2 separate regions of the Homo sapiens genome follow, and region 1 is linked to region 2. Evidence: chromatin loops called from intact Hi-C (ENCODE). Cell type or tissue: OCI-LY7. All regions are shown on one strand. Each heading gives the region's core, and the rest is flanking DNA. Links, peaks and the distances in the headings are about the cores only.

What was found. A loop is a pair of places that touch in the nucleus more often than their neighbours do. Peaks named below come from ENCODE experiments on the same cell type or tissue, not always from the same donor. Only the 100,000 strongest peaks of a DNase experiment are listed, where the experiment ranks them.
Region 1: a loop joins it to region 2, with 12 times the contacts of the local background. A loop is called at or near these places in 3 of 110 quality-filtered maps.

What each region holds. Positions count from the first base shown.
Region 1 is chr14:80,927,595-80,935,931 of GRCh38, forward strand. All of the region lies in intron 2 of CEP128 (centrosomal protein 128), which reads right to left. Among named protein-coding and RNA genes, the nearest start is that of CEP128, 10 kb to the right of the region's middle. RefSeq lists enhancers at 3,314-3,443, 3,464-3,533, 4,344-4,393. In OCI-LY7, for the core only: CTCF peaks have their summits at 218 (motif pointing left) and 417; DNase peaks (open chromatin) are centred at 2,437, 2,717 and 3,637; H3K4me3 peaks cover 3,158 bases; H3K27ac peaks cover 5,979 bases.
Region 2 is chr14:81,466,604-81,474,940 of GRCh38, forward strand. SEL1L (SEL1L adaptor subunit of SYVN1 ubiquitin ligase) reads right to left here. Exons shown (of 21, transcript NM_005065.6): 21 at 4,944-8,337. Among named protein-coding and RNA genes, the nearest start is that of LINC02308, 21 kb to the left of the region's middle. RefSeq lists an enhancer at 3,923-3,982. In OCI-LY7, for the core only: no CTCF peak of the experiment used is centred there; DNase peaks (open chromatin) are centred at 3,668, 4,018, 4,668, 7,718 and 1 weaker place; H3K4me3 peaks cover 3,140 bases; H3K27ac peaks cover 6,462 bases.

The DNA of each region.
Region 1 (8,337 bases), core at 10-8,009, 540 kb before region 2:
GTGACTGGGAGGTGGATTGCTTTCCCAGTGGCCCAGAAGGGAGGCTGTGGTGGCTCCCTCCCTTGCCCACCAAAAAGACCTCAGTGCATTTCACTGAGAGCTTTCCCAGCCATCTCTGTTGAGGCTGTGACCTCTGCCCACCACTGGGATACTGCATTTACCCAACTGCTTTAGTTGTAGCTGTTTTTCACCATGGGCACCTCCTACTGGCCTGAAGCCTGAACTGTTCAACCCAGTAAATAAAACAACAGGAAAATAAAATTTTAAGTGCATACCTCTGAGGAATGAGATAAGCTTCATAAGATTTCTACCATTCCAGCCCCACAGGAGAGAGTAAACCTGCTCACACACCCAGCACATCGCTACTACAACCAGCATCAGAGAAAGCCATCACACAAAGATTTTCTATAACCAGGAAACTCACACAGAGTCTTTGCCATTGAAAGTACCCAAAGCCAAAACTAGGTGACAATCAACTATAAACATTAAAGTTACATCCTCAAGGTGGGGCAGCGGGGAGAAGAAAGTTTTTAAAAATCCCTGTCCAATCAAAAACAAATTCAAAAATAATTAGAAGAAACAGTCTACCCAAATAAGAAGGAAACTAGAAAAATAATTCTGGCAATATGAAAGAACAGAGTTCTATAACACTCCCAAAAGATCACACTAACTCTCCAGCAATGGATCCAAACCAAGATGAAATTTTTGAAATACCAGATAAAAAATTCAAAAGGTTGATTATTAAATTATTCAAGGAGATAAAAAGGAAAGGTGAAAACCAACATAAAGAAATTAATGAAACAATTCAGGACATGAATGAAAAATGTTCTAAAGAGACAGACATTGTAAAGAAAAACAAACCAGAACTTTTGGAAGTGAAAGACACATTTAGGGAACTACAAAATGCAGCGAAAAATCTTAACAGTAGACTAGACCAAGAAGAAAAAAGAATTTCAGAGCTCGAAAACAAGGCTTTCTAAGTAACCCAATCAGACAAAAATAAAGAAAGAAGAATGAATAGATATGAAGAAAATCTCCAAGAAATATGGAATTATGTAAAATGGCCAAACCTAAGAATCACAGGCGTTCCTGAGAAAGAAGGTAGATCCCTGTCACTCTCCATATACATAATTAACTCGAGATGGATTAAAGATTTAAATCTAAGACCTAAACCTATAAAAAATTTAAGAAGAAAACCTAGGAAAAACTCTTCTGGACATTGGCCTAGGCAACAAATTTATGACTAAGACCACAAATGCAAATGCAACAAAAACAAAAATAAATGGGACCTAATTAAACTAAAAAGTTTCTGCACAGCAAAAGAAATAATCATCAGAGCAAACAACCTACAGGATGGGAGAAAATACTTGCAAATTATATATCCAACAAAGGGCTAATATCCAGAATCTACAAGGAACTCAAACATATCAGAAAAAAAAAAGTAATCCTATTAAAAAGTGGGCAAATGACATAAACAGACAGTTCTCAAAAGAAGATATACAAATGGCCAACAAACATGAAAAAAAATGATCAACATCACTAATCAGAGAAATCCAAATGAAAGCCACAATAAGATACCATCTTATCCCAGCAGAATGGCCATTATTAAAATGTCAAACAACAATAGATATTGGTGTGGATGTAATGAAATGAGAATGCTTATACACTACTGATGGAAATGTAAATCAGTACAACCTCTATGGAAAATAGTATGGAGATTTCTCAAAGAACTAAAAGTAGATCTATCATTTGAATCAGGAATCCCACTACAGGGTATCTACCCAAAGGAAAATAAGTCACTATGTCAAAAAGACATCTGCACATCTATGTTTGTCACAGCACAATTCACAATTGCAACGATATGGAATCAACCTAAGTGCCCATCAACTGATGAGTGCATAAGGAAAATGTGGTATATATGTATACCATGGAATACTACTCAGCCATAAAGAAGAACAAAATAATGTATTTTGCAGCAACTTGGTTAGAACTGGAGGCTATTATTCTAAGTAACTCAGAAATCAAAAGCCAACTATTTCATGTTCTCACTTACAAGTGGGAGCTAAGCTATGAGTACACAAAGACATACAGAGTGGTAGAGTGGACACTGGAGACTTGGAAGGGGGCAGTGTGAGAGGGGGTTGAGGGATGAAAAACTACCTATTGGGTACAATGTACACTACTCAGGTGACAGGTGCCTAAAATCCCAGACTTCACCACTATACGATTCATCCATGTAACCAAAAACCACTTACATCCTAAAGCAGGGGTCTCCAGCCATGAGCCAAGGACCACTACCAGTCCGTGGCCTGTTAGGAACCGGGATGCAGAGCAGCAGGTGAACAGCGGGTGGGTGAGCAAAGTTTCATCTGTATTTACAGCTGCCCCCTTCACTTGCATTACCACCTGAGCTCCACTTTCTGTCAGATCAGCGGTGGCATTAGATTGTCCTAGGAGCACAAGCTCTACTGTGAACTGTACATGCAAGGGATCTAGGTTGTGTGTTCCTTATGAGAATCTAATGTCTGATGACCTGAGGTGGAGCTGAGGTGGTGATTCTAGTGCTGGGAGCAGCTACAAATACAAATTAACATTAGCAGAGAGGTTTGACTGCCCAGAGACCGTAGTAAATCTACTGCTTGCAGACTCATATCAAAACCCTATCAGTGAGTGGCAAGTGACAAGCTGCATCTGGCGGCAGGCTTTAAGTCAGGATCTGATACTTCAGTCCGCACATGGCCCGCCCATTATTTTATTTACCACTTCTGTCCATACCTCTTTCCTGCACTATGCACTTGTCTCAGTCACTGTTTTGGTAAGCCCGCAAGCTACCCCTAGCCAAAATGAGTAAAAAACAAATGTCACTGGAGAGCTTCTTTGAAAAGGGGGAAAGATCCAATGATGGGACAGCAGAAGATGCTAAAAGTGCCAACAAGAAGAAAACTCCATTTAAAAAAATTACCAAGAGTCCTCCTTAAATTAAGAGTTCATTGCAACAGGTGATTCGCCTTCTCCAAGCCTGCTTTGTGTATGTGATGACCAGCTATGCAATAAAGCCACGAAACCTTCAAAACTGCTTCACCACATGGAGACCATGCACACTGCATTAAAAGACAAGCCTCTGGAGTTTTTCAAAAGAAAAAAACATGAACACAAAGAACAGAAGCAATTATTGAAGGCCACCACTTCATCAAATGCATCTGTACTGCGAGCATCATTCTCAGTGGCTAACCACATTGCTAAAGCTAAGAAGTCCTTTACTATTGGTGAAGAGTTGACCTGCTTGCTGCTAAGGACATTTGTCATGAACTTTTAGGAGAGGTTGCAGTTCAAAAGGTGGCACGTGTTCCTCTTTTGGCTAGCACTATAACTAGATGAATGATGAAATAACAGAGGATAGTGAGGTACAACTGTTAAAGAGGATTAATGAGTCATCGTGGTATGCAATCCAGGTTGATGAGCCTGTCAATGTTGACGATAAGGCAAGAATGCTTGTTTTTATGTGATATATTTTTCAGGAGGATGTGCATGAGGATACGATATGCGTACTTTTGTTGCCAACCAACACCACAGCTGCAGAACTATTAAAGTCTTTGAATGATTACCTAACAGGAAAACCACATTGGTCATTTTGTGTTGGTATGTGCACAGACGAAGCAGCTGCCATGACTGAACGGCTTGCTGGTTTCACTACTCAAGTCAAAGAGGGTGCTTCTGAATATGAGTCTATGCACTGTGTCATCCATGGAGAAATGCTGGGTAGCTGAACAATGTCACCTGAACCTAACAACGTTTTGCAGGATGTGATTAAAATTATCAGCCACATTAAAGTACATGCCCTTAACTCATGTCTGTTCTTGCAGCTCTGTGAGGAGATGCAGAGCACACACATCATCTCTTATACACAGAAGTGAGATGGCTTTCTAAAGGTAGATCACTGGCCAGAGATTTTGAGTTACAACAGCTGCTCCAGAGAGTTCTTTTAGAAATACAGTCACTACTGGCAGCACATTTCAGTGACACAGAATGGGTTGTAAAACTTGTTTACTTGTGTGACTGACATATTCAAATTCAACCTGCTCCACAAACTCAACCTGTCACTTCACGGGAAAACGACAACTGTGTTCAAGTCAGCAGATAAAGTGGATGCATTCAGAGAAAACTAGAATTATGGGGGCAACCAGTGAACATTGGGATTTTTGACATGTTTCAAATATTAGCAGAGATTTTGAAAGAGACTGAGCCAGGGCCTTCTTTCTCCCAGCTGGTGTATGATCATCTATCTCAGCTTTCAAAGGAGTTTGAGTATTACTTCCTAATATAGTCTGGCTGTGTCTCCACCCAAATCTCATCTTGAATTGTAGTTCTCGTAATCCCCATGTGTCGTGGGAGAGACTGGTGGGAGGTAATTGACTCATAGGGGCAGTTACCCCCATGCTGTTCTCATGATAGTAGTGAGTTCTCACAAGATCTGATGGTTTTATAAGGGGCTTTTCCTCCTTCACCTGGCACTTCTCTCTCCTGATGCCATGTGAAGAAGGATGTGTTTGCATCCCTTCCACCACGATTGTAGGTTTCCTGAGGCCTCCGCAGCCATGCGGAACTATGGGTCAATTAAACCTCTTTCCTTTATAAATTACCCAGTCTCGGGTATTTCTTCATAGCAGCATGAGAATGGACCAACATACTTCTCAACCATAAAAGATCCCCAAATTGGGAAGAAATGGTTCCGCAACCCACTTGTAAATAAACCAGGTGAATCAACTTTGTCCATGCTAGAAGAGGATCAACTTCCTGAGATTGCAAATGACTCTGGCCTTAAAAGTATGTCTGAGACAACTTCAAACCTCTATATGTTCTGGATTTAAGTCAAGGCAAAATATCCTGAGATTGCCTTGTGCACCAAAAAGCCTGCTTCCATTTCCAACATCTTATCTTTGTGAAGCAGGTTTTTCTGCAGTGACAGCAACAAAAATGAGACTACAGAGTAGAATGGACGTAAGCAACACACTTTGGGTGTCACTGTCTCCCATGACCCCAAGACGGGACTGTCTAGTTGCAGGAAAAAAAAGCTCAGGGCTCCCACTGACTCTATGGTGAGTTGCATAATTATTTCTTTATATATTACAGTGTAATAATAACAGAAATAAAGTACACAATAAATGCAATGCACTTGAATCATCCCAAAACCATCCTTCTCTCTGCCTCCCAGTCTGTGAAAAAATTGTCCTCCATGAAAAGTGCCTCTGGTGCCAAAAAGGTTGGGGACCCCTGCCCTAAAGCTATTGAAACCAAATAATAATAATAATAATAATGATTTTTTAAAAGGACACTGCAGAAGGAAGGCGCTTCTCTTTCTGGTTCCATGTTTTCCATTTGTTGCATTTTCATTTCAGCATCCTGTGTGAGGATATCCAGTGGTACTCAACTCCATCAAGTTTCAGCAGTACCCACATTGGGCAGCTTCCCATCAAGTTTCAGTAGCCCCACCCCCTACTCAGATTCTTACTGAATCTGACAGACAACCTCACAGTCAATCCCCCAGCTTCACCCTACCAGCATCCTGGAGAGGTGTTTCCTGCCCATCATTCGTGGTGTGGTTCCCTGCCTTCCAGCGTCACTCCGCCTTTAATTAGGAACAGTGTCCTCTCCTTCCCCAGCAACTGTGGATCAGCTATGGCCCCAGTAACTCAGTAAGTCTCTCCACCATTCAGGGAGCTATAGCCACACCTCCAACAAGGTAGGAATCCCAGCCTTGCAGAGAGCCCCCTCTAAGTTTATATCTCCTTTGGGCACTGTCTGTCAGCCCAGGGGATTCTTTAGAGTCATCTCTGTCCTTTTACAGATAATCCCCTTATAGTTAATTATATCAGGAGTCAGCAAATTTTTTTTCTCTGCCCAACTGTGAGCCTCTGCCAGCTGTAGCACAAAAGCACAGACAATTATAAATGAATGGGGTAGCTTGATTTGACCTGTGGTAAGCTAAATTTAGCCCATGGGATATGGCTTATCAACCTCTGCTGTATGTTAAGCTTTCCCTGTTAAAATTACTATGGGACATCTGTCTCATCTGTTTAGGGGCAAATGCTGAGTGAACTCTGAGGGACAAATCCAACAAATACGTCAAGTAGGAAAAGGAATAGAAAGTATCCTTTGGAAGTGCTAGTGACTGTATCAAAAGCAGTCTCAGTAAAATGCTTAGGTGAGGACGATGCCAGGTTGTGGAGTAAATAGGAGGTGAAAAAGCAGAAGCACTGTGTATAAATCATTCTTTTAGGAAGTCTGCATATGTGAAGAAAGAGATTAGTAGCTAGAAAGGAATATTTATGTGTGGGAAATAAGCCTTAGATTGCAAAATATTTGAGACTCTGATGCCAGGGAGGTCCGATATACAAGAAATAAGATGGCAGACTTCAGACAAGCCCGACCTACCATTAGGATCCATGCAAGCAAGTCACTTACTGTGGAGAGTCCTATGCAACCACCAGCTGAGGATGTGCTACACATCTTTCCTGCAAACACTGTGACACACTTCCCCCACCCTCTGCAGTTAATTCCCAGCTTTCAAGCCTCCTGTCTTAATAAGTTACACAAATAATGGCCTTCATCCTAAAACTGCTTTACAGTACCAGATGGTTCAGCAAACTATGGCACAGCCAATTTTAAGGGTCAGGAAGAAGATAATGATTTCTTGTCTAAGAACTCAAAGACCATCCTTTGGCAAAAGTTTATTGAGCAGACCTTAAAATTAAAGGTCAACAGGAAATGTTTTTTAAAACATCGATAAAGTAGAAACATACTGGATTTAACGATTGGAGCACATAGCTGGAAATCAGAACATCAGAGGTACAAACGCGAGAACCACCATTTACTGAGCACCTAGGTATGACAGATACTTTGCATACAGTAAAGTATCTCTGCAAAGCTTGGCTTAACCTCAGGCCAATCTTACAAGGCAGGATTTCTAACCTCCCTGAGGGCATATACTAGCTCTTGTTCATCTATTCCCAGGCCCCAGCATAGTGTCTGAGTGTCCGGCACATTCAATATTTACTTCTTAAATGAACAAAGTAGTCCCTTTTTTGCAAATGAAGAACTACTAACGCTCCCAGTAGTTAAGTAGCTAGAAAAGCCTGGATTCAAACCATAATCTTAAAGCAACCTTCTAAATAAATAGGAGACCCCATAACTGGAAACATATATAAACCAAGACAAAAAAGAATATTTGTTTTAATTTTTTTTCTGTAAAATTATGAGACTATAACTGGTATATTACTTGCTTACATTTATACAAAGGCATAATAATGTTCAACTTTATTGAAATAATAATAGCTATTGATTTACAGTTTCCTATGGACTAATTTCTGTACTAAGTGCTTTATGTATGCTCTCTCATTTGATCCTCATAACATTATTATTATCATCCCCATTTTACAGAAAACAGAACTAAGGCTTAAAGGAGCAAAGTAACTTAAGTGGCAGAGCCAGGATTCAAATCCAGGCAAGAAGACTATTTCCGAAACCCAACTTTTTAATCAGTACACTTGTTACATGTAAATGGCAGTGGTGAGAAAGCAAAAAACAAAAACAAACAAACAAATGAAAAACAGGTATACCAATGAGTAAAGGTACTCTTCCCTAAAAGCAAAATAAGCTGATAAGAATAAAGTGCTTGGCTGGGCACAGTGGCTCATGCCTATAATCCCAGCACTTTTGGAGGCCAAGGTGGGTGGATCACTTGAGGTCAGGAGTTCAAGACCAGCCTGGCCAGCATGGTGAAACCCTGCCTCTACTAAAACTACAATAATTAGCTGGGTGTGGTGCTGAGCACCTGTAATCCCTGCTATTTGAGAGGCTGAGGCAGGAGAATTGTTTGAACCCAGAAGGCAGAGGTTGCAGTGAGCCGAGATTGCACCACTGCACTCCAGCCTTCTGGAGTAAGACAGAGTAAGAGTCTGTCTCAATAAATAAATAAATAAATAAATAAATAAATAAATAAATAAATAAAAATAAAGTACTTATTGTTGTATTCAAGCTATGAGTCCCCCCACCAAAAAAAAAAAAAAAAAAAAAACAGAACACACATGAGCTAGCTTAAGTGAAACAGAAATTAATCGTTTTTAAAGAATACAATAATGATGGTAGTGGTGGTGGTGGTCATCATGGTAGAAGCCAAAATAAGCAATAATACTAATAATTCAACAATTAAATGGCCCTTTTCTGTGCCAGGCTCTGTTCTAAGCACTTTACTTGTATTAACTAATGTAACCCCAACAGTAGCCCTAGAGTAAACATAGCTGTAATCAATATGACAGGTAAGGAAACAACTTCCAAAAG
Region 2 (8,337 bases), core at 157-8,156:
TCCCGGCTTCAAGCGATTCTCATGCCTCAGTCTCCCTAGTGGCTGGGATTACAGGTATGCACCATCATGTCTGGCTAATTTGTAATTCAACTATTAATCAGTCCTAAGTGTTGGACATTGTGCCAAGCTCTGGGCACACACCACACTGGTGGGTGAGATGGACTGGTGCCTGTCCTTTTGAGATTTAACAATAGGGATATGAAGATTAATTAAATACCATAATCAATAAGTGCTATAAAGGGAAAACACGGGGGATGTATAACAGATGGTCTTGATTTAATGGGGGGGCAGTCAGGCAAGTCTGAGCAGAGACTTGGAGGAGAGTGAGCTTGGGCAGAGGGCAGAGGGAGGGAAAAAAGGCACAGCATAGTGTTGAGGCCCCAGCAGTGAGGAGAATTGAAATAGGTATGATGAATACTGCTCACGCACACACTCCCCCGTTAGTTCCATTAATCTCCATTAGCTCAGCTATTTCAGGTAAATGGATGTGGGAGGTCTCATTCTAAATTTGTAGACAAACTGAGTTGGTAGCAGTTAAATGAGAAGCTCTTACAAATTCCAACCAGGGAAGTAGCGTTAGTCTTGCCAAGCGCCTGAAGGCCACTGTTTAGGGAGTCCTTGAAGGTAGTGCTGATACCCGATTCACTGTGTCACCCTGTATTACACTTGATAGCAATTGATAGCATAAGTTATACACAGAGATGTGATCTAGAAGCAAGTCAAACGCTGATGTTTTCCGTAACTATTTACTAACTATAAAGTTTGCTGATACCATGGAGAAGAATGAATTTGTGATTGTGGCAGCCTCATCTGAAGAGGGCCACCATCCACTCCTTCCCTCCTTGGATGCCCAAGTCACTCCTCCACTGGGAGGTGGATCCTGTTTCTCCAACCAGCAACCCTTGAATCTGGGCTGGCCCAAGTGACCTGTGGACCAATAGGATGCAGTGGAATGATGGTTGAGTGTTTTTGTTGTTGTTGTTGTTGTTGTTGTTGTTGTTGTTTTTTGAGATAGAGTCTTGCTCTGTTGCCCAGGCTGGAGTGCAGTGGTGCAAGCTGGGCTCACTGCAAGCTCTGCCTCCTGGGTTCATGCCATTCTCCTGCCTCATCCTCCCGAGTAGCTGGGACTACAGGTGTCCACCACCACGCCTGGCTAATTTTTTGTATTTTTAGTTGAGGTGGGGTTTCACCATGTTAGCCTGGATGGTCTCGATCTCCTGACCTCATGATCTGCCTGCCTCGGCCTCCCAAAGTGCTGGGATTACAGGCATGACCCACCACACCTGGCCAATGGTTGAGATTTCTAAGTCTAGTCCTAAGAAGCCCCTGAGCACCATCTTGGCTCTTGGAGTGCTCACTCTGAGGCAGTTTTGTCTGCCCCGAGATCCCCACACGTGGAGAGGGTGATGCTGGCCAGCCCAGCCTGGGCACCAGGCATGTGTGTGAAGGAGCCATGTTGGATGTTCAGCTCCAGGTGTATGTCAAACGAAAAAAGGCTGCGGTCCCAGCCACATGGCTCCTCAAACCAGTCAAGCCATCTCACCTCACACTAGACATGGTGGAGCAGAGACAAGCCAATCCCGATGTGCTCTAGCTGTTTTTTTATGTCTTTACAACTGTAAAGCAGCAGATGTCTGCAAACACTGCTTTAGCAGCACATGCTAAGCATAGAACAGCACTTGTGAGCATGGACTAGGATGACGCACACTTGGGAGAAACGTTGCTCATTTTGTTGTTACTCTTTCCTGTTCCTTCATGGGCACTGCGTTTATAACTCCACTGTAAACCTTACCAAGCTGTATTAAGGGGACAGCATAACATAACAGTTTACAACTTGGGTGCTTTTAGCCAAGACAATTTTTTTTAAATTTTGAGACAGAGTCTCACTCTGTCCCCCAGGCTGGGGTGCAGTGGCATAATCTCGGCTCACTGAAACCTCCGTCTTCCAGGTTCAAGCAATTCTCCTGCCTCAGCCTCCCGAGTATCTGGGATTACAGGCATGCACCACCACACCCAACTAATTTTTGTATTATTAATAGAGACGGGGTTTCACCATGTTGGCCAGGCTGGTCTCAAACTCCTGACCTCAGGTGATCCACCTGCCTTGGCCTCCCAAAGTGCTGGGATTACAGGTGTGAGTCGCCATGCCCTGCCCAGTTCTTTATTTGAATTCGAGTTTTATGACTAACACTAGCTGAGTGACCTTGAGCAAGTTGCTTAGCTTGTCCAAGCCTGTTGCCTCATCTGTTAAATGAGAATGACATGACTAGTACTGACATCCTGGAGTACTGAAGATTAAATTCAATAATGGATGTAAAACACTTAGCATCTGTCACATATTGTGTTCAGTCAATGGTGAAGATGACCCGCAGAGGAAAACAGCCTCTTTCATTTCAGTCTTTCATTCATACTCATCTTTAAATTCATTTTACACTTCAGGGTCTGGAAGATAGTAGGTGATTAATAAAGGCTGTTGAATGAATGCCCACATGAAACCTTATGTTATAAACTTTATTTTAAATTTTGAGACAGGGTCTCACTCTGTCACCCAGTTTGGAATGCAGTAGTATGATCTTGGCTCACTGCAATTTCCACCTCCCAGGCCCAAGTGATCTTCCCACCCCAGCCTCCCAACCTTCCAGGTAGCTGAGACCACAGGCGTACGCCACCATGCCCAGCTAATTTTTTTTTTTTTTTTTTTTTTTTTTTTTGTAGAGACGGGGTTTCACCATGTTGCCTAGGCTGGTCTCAAACTCCTGACCTCAAGCGATCTGCCTGCCTCGGCCTCCCAATGTGTTGGGATTACAGGCATGAGCCACTGCGCCCGACCCCTTATGTATAAACTTTAATATTGACCTCTTTAACATAAACTTTACTTATAAATTGTTTGGAGTCAACCATTTTAGGACAGTGGAATGTTGTCATTTCCACCAGGAAGCCTTGTAAAGGGTCTGGTGTCAGTGGAATAAAAAGTCAATTTGGTTTCTTTTGGCACTTAAGACCTCCCACAGCTGGACAGGACCTTAAGGACCATCCCCAGTACCCAGTCTCTTGATGCCTATGAGAACCCTGTACAGCGAATGACTTGTCTGGGGTCACCCAACCACTGTGAAGACTCGACTGCAGTCCAGAACTTTCTCGCTATGGCGTCCTTCCCGTTTTCCTTCGCATAGGGCCATTCAGTGGGGCTAGGACTGACTATCACTAATCTGTTTGGGAGGGGATTGGGCAACTCAGAAGAACTCATGCGAGGATCAAACGGTTGGTTGTGTCTGGATCTTTTTTTTTTTTTTTTGAGACGGAGTCTTGCTGTGTTACCCAGGCTGGAGTGCAGTGGCACGATCTCAGCTCACTGCAACCTCCACCTCCTGGGTTCAAGCCATTCTCCTGCCTCAGCCTCCGAAGTAGCTCAGATTACAGGCGCGCACCACCATGCCCAGCTAATTTTTGTATTTTTAGTAGAGAAGGGGTTTCACCATGTTGGCGAGGCTAGTCTCGAACTCCTGACCTCGTGATCCGCCCGCCTCGGCCTCCCAAACTGCTGGGATTACAGGCGTGAGCCACTGCACCCAGCCATGGACCTTTCCCTTATGCATCTGTCTGATTTGTCATAATGGCCTGCCCTGAAATGGTGACTCACAATTACAAAGCCCCTTTAAGTAGTGGCAATAGGTCAGATGACATGGAGTTTCATTTCTCTGTAAATTGGGGTTTCATCTCTGTTCATGGGTTTCTCCTCTATTTAACTGCTCGAAGGCACAAATGTGCTCTCTTAACTTAATGTACTGTGTTGAGACTCAATAGATTCTTTGGTTTAGCTAATGTGAGAACACAAAACATCAGTCTAGTTATGAGGCTTTAATTACTTTTAAGTCTCAAATGAGTGATGAAATACAGATACCAATTACACAAACTTAAGGCTTCAATTACTTTTTCCTCCTTTTGAAATAAAGGCAGTTCTTTACAGGCCCAGTGTGGGTGCTTTCACCTACAGCACATACTTCAGCTACGGTCCAAAGAAGGCTAAAGGGAAAATACCGTGCTCTTCTCAGCTCTCGCGGTCCTGGAAGTAAATTTCCATGCACTGAAAGAAGTAAGATGGGCTGGGTACAGTGGCTCACACCTGTAATCCCAGCACTTTGGGAGGTTGAGGTGGGAGGATCGCTTGAGACCAGGAGTTTGAGACCAGCCTGGGAAACATAGGGAGACCCTGTTTCTACAAAAAATAAAAAAATAGCTGTCCGTGGTGGCACACACTAGTACTCCCAGCTATGCAGGAGGCTGGGGTGGGAGAATTTCTTGAGCCCAGGAGTTTTGAGGCTGCAGTGGGCTCTAACTAAGCCACTGCACTCAGCCTGGACAACAGAGTGAGACCCTGTCTCAAAAAAAAAAAAAAAAAATTTAAGATGTTAACCACAGAACATTGTCCAAATGATAGGTCAAAGAAAATACATGTACAGGTTAGAACAATTCAAGTAAATTCTTCATTAGTACTTAAGGGAAACAAAATCAGCTGGAAGGCTCCCCAACCCCTCACTACCATGCACTCACACACGCACGCACAGCCAGCGTTAGTCTCTACTCATTTCAGATTGCATTTAGAACAAAAAAAGTTCAATTAATCAAATTTTCCTAAGAAAAGCATCTACGAGCATGGCCACAGATGAAGGGTGAGGAAATGCAGGTGTGCAAACTCTGAAACCCACAGCTGGGCTTTCACATCCTGAAATAAATCTGTTTCCAAGAACAGAGATTTCTGTTGCCCACGTTTGAATCTTGAATCGTGTAAAACTCAATGACATATTCATTTTCGAAGTTAGAATCCTTACTTGGGATACCTGAATCTCTTATCTCCCAAGACTTATGAGACATTCTTTCCAAGTCCGAGAGGTGAATTAACGAGGTTATACTGGGCGGTAGAGAGGAGGCAGTGGGAAACCGGATTGAGCAGCAACAAATTATTTATATGAACATTCCAAATTCAGTTAACTAACCACATTCCACTCAACTTACATGAGAAAAAATTGTGTGGTTTTTAGAAATGGGATTTAATATACAATTCAGCATTAACATTGTTATGTTTAAAAGAAATTAACCCAGATAAAAAGAATTTGGCCTCTAGGGAAAATCAGAGTTCTACTCAAAATATAATACTACCAATAAACTACTAGCATAGTGAATTTTCAGGATCTAATTAAAAGCTTGTTCAATTTGATGGCGAAGTAGTGACGTAAGTGACATGAGAAGGAACGTACAAAGCCCATTACACAGCAGTACCTCCTTTTGAACTGATTAACGCTCACTTTTTCTTATTCGTAAAAAAATACCCAAAAAGTAAAAACTTTCCTTTTTATTTTTCGTAGTTTCTACTACAGAAATTCTGATTTTTTTTACTTGCATCTAATTTGTGTATCTGCTGTAACTTAATCTAAGCATACTTCCAAGCTGGTATAACCAACCTAAACTAGCATCATAAAGGAAGTTAGGAAAGAGGCTGTAGCTCATCAAGTTGCAGCCAATGAAGATGGAGGACATTCTAATGACTTGCCAGAAAGAGGCTAAGTGGTGAACAGGCAGGCATTGCCCCAGGTTGGATGGTCACCTGCTGGTGTTAAGGCTCTGACATCCGACTTCCCCCACAACTTTTAGGTCAGTCAAGGTCATCTGGGGTCACTGACTGTGCTCCCACAAGTACAATTTGAGATCTTGAGATCTGACATCTCAGTTGCCACAGTTTGCATCATGTAGGCTTTTTATCCAAGATCCAATGCTTCTGAGCTGGAACATTTTACCTCAGTTACCTCTTTGAGTTGCCTGCTGGGAAGCTGGGGGCCAAATTTGTAGCCCACTTCCAATTGCACTTTGTGTACATGTTCACTCTTGATTTAATATTTTTTCATTTCTCCTTTACTCAGAGCATATTTAGTCTAAATGTTACTGTGTGGTACGTGTCTCTGCAAGTCCTCTTAAAAAATTCCTGGGACAAGGCAATGCATAAACAAACTTTAGATAAATAATATTATAATCAGGCTAAAGTGAATCACGCTTACTACATATCAAGGCTGCTTCAAGACAAAGATATCAGAGATTTAAAAGATAACATTTCTTAGCAAATTCATGTTCTCCCTAGGGCAATATTGGACTTGTAAAAATCTGAATTTCAGGAGTTTAAAATGAAAGATAAATTCAAATTGCCACAAGTGAATGTTTTCAGAAGCTTCTGAATTTCCAAAAAACATTAAAAAATTGAATCATTCAGCTTAAAAAAAGTCTGTCTGGAAAGGTGCTTGGTTGTGGTATATTACAGCATACAGGATAACCAGAGGTGGAATCTTTATTTCACAAGTTTCAAGATACAGTACAAAACGATTCTGTACATCTCTCTATTAACAGGATTTGTTTACACAATTATATTACACTTCACCAACCTTTATACTGCATTTCATTAAATACAAAATACATTTACAAAAAGAGTCTACCATGGTGTTCCTTCACAATGCCAGCTTAAGGTCTTTTAAAACTTCCTCTTCTACATATTTATAGTGGTTACATCTTGATTATATCAACATTATGAGTTTTATGAGTTTATTTTCTAATCAAAGAGAATAGTGTCAGCCTGTTTCTCAAACCAAATAGGAAAAACAGCATGTGAGATGATTCCCTGCACATAACCAAGGAATCCTTTTCATGCACACAACATTGGACTTTTACTTGTGCAGTCACTTTAACATACAAATCATCTTTCCTTGGGATCGTTTTAAATTTTCTTGAAATACCAAGTGGGTGGAGAGCTTCTTTTCAATGAATACCACACATTTAAAATCCAGATCGTGCCTCAGGCATTCAGGAGTGTTATATTTTAATTTATATTTGAGAGTGATGACTGATGAAAAATATTTGCATGAAAATAGAAATTTTCTTTTGTTCTGATCATTTCTTACATACTTCTAGTCATAATAATGTGTAATACATATATATATTATGAGATTCACTTTCAAAACAAATATCAGCTGTCACTGAAATATAGCCCTGCTTGTCTTGGCAGGTAAAGGGGCTGTTTTCATGACACATCTTGTTTTGAAATGTGCATGTGAAATGTTAGTCCGAACCTCTGTAAAGGAAGTTTTTGCGTATGTAGTTAGACATTAATACACATGCTATACACATAAAGAATTGTGTTTTTCATTTATAGGCCTGCATGCATACTTCCAAAACACTGGTTTGAAGAATGAACATGAGGATAAAAGAAGGGAGAGAAAGACAAAGCAAAATAAAAAAAAATTCCTATATATATATTAATAAAATACTTAAGTTTCCTGGAGGCATCAACGGCTCTTTAAATAAATCATCAGATCATCACCAGATCACTGGCAGGGGTTTCCAAAACTTCCCAACAGTACAGAGACAGAATGGCTTAGTGGTAAGACTCTCACATGTAAGGTAAAAATTAACCTAATATGCAAAAAAGTAACAAATCCTTAGTATCAAGATTAATAATTTATAAATTCATCTGAGTTAAGTGCTAAACAATACATTTTGAAAAGAAGTCATCTTTGATTTACTTTTTCTTTGCCATTGACTGCTAATCAAAAATAAGCCTTACCTAGAAAACAGAAACTGAAACTTCAAACACAGAGACAGAAAAAAAAAAAAAAACCCACCAATGCTACCTCTGTAAAATAAAACTAGAAGCAAAATGAATAGTTTCAAGACAGTCGGCTAACCAACAAACCAAATGCACAAGAGAATACTAAACAGGGTTTTACTGTCATCAAGTTCGAAGGCAGGAAGACAGACTAGAAAAGGTCTTAGGAGAGATGGGCTACCATGGACAAATGAAGCCACACTCTATCTGTTAAATCTAAATTCTAACATTAAAACTCCTGAATCCTGGAGTTAGTTTAATGTCACTGACATTAACTAGCTTTAGTTATTGTCATTTTATTCAAATGGATGCCATTTGATTAGGTAAGTATTGAGCATTATTTTAGGAGAAAAACCAAACCCAACTCCTATTTGCTTAGGTACCATGTCCCATGAACAAAAAAGAAGAAGAGAGCAAAGTATTTTTGAGACAGTCTTTAAGTGAAGCCATAAGAACTAAGTTATTTGAAAGACACCATTCACAAACTGCTGGCAGCAAGTGACCCAGGGTAAAATGAAGTAGAAACAAGCCAAGAAAAGGAAATTCAGAACATTAACAATAGAAAAAGGCAAGTGGTAAACTAATAAGAAGTGTGTTTTTATATGAACAACAAGACTGCACTTTCCCATCCAGCCTTAGGTGGCACACACTGTTTTAAGAAATGTTTTCTCAAAGCACGTACTCAATGGAGG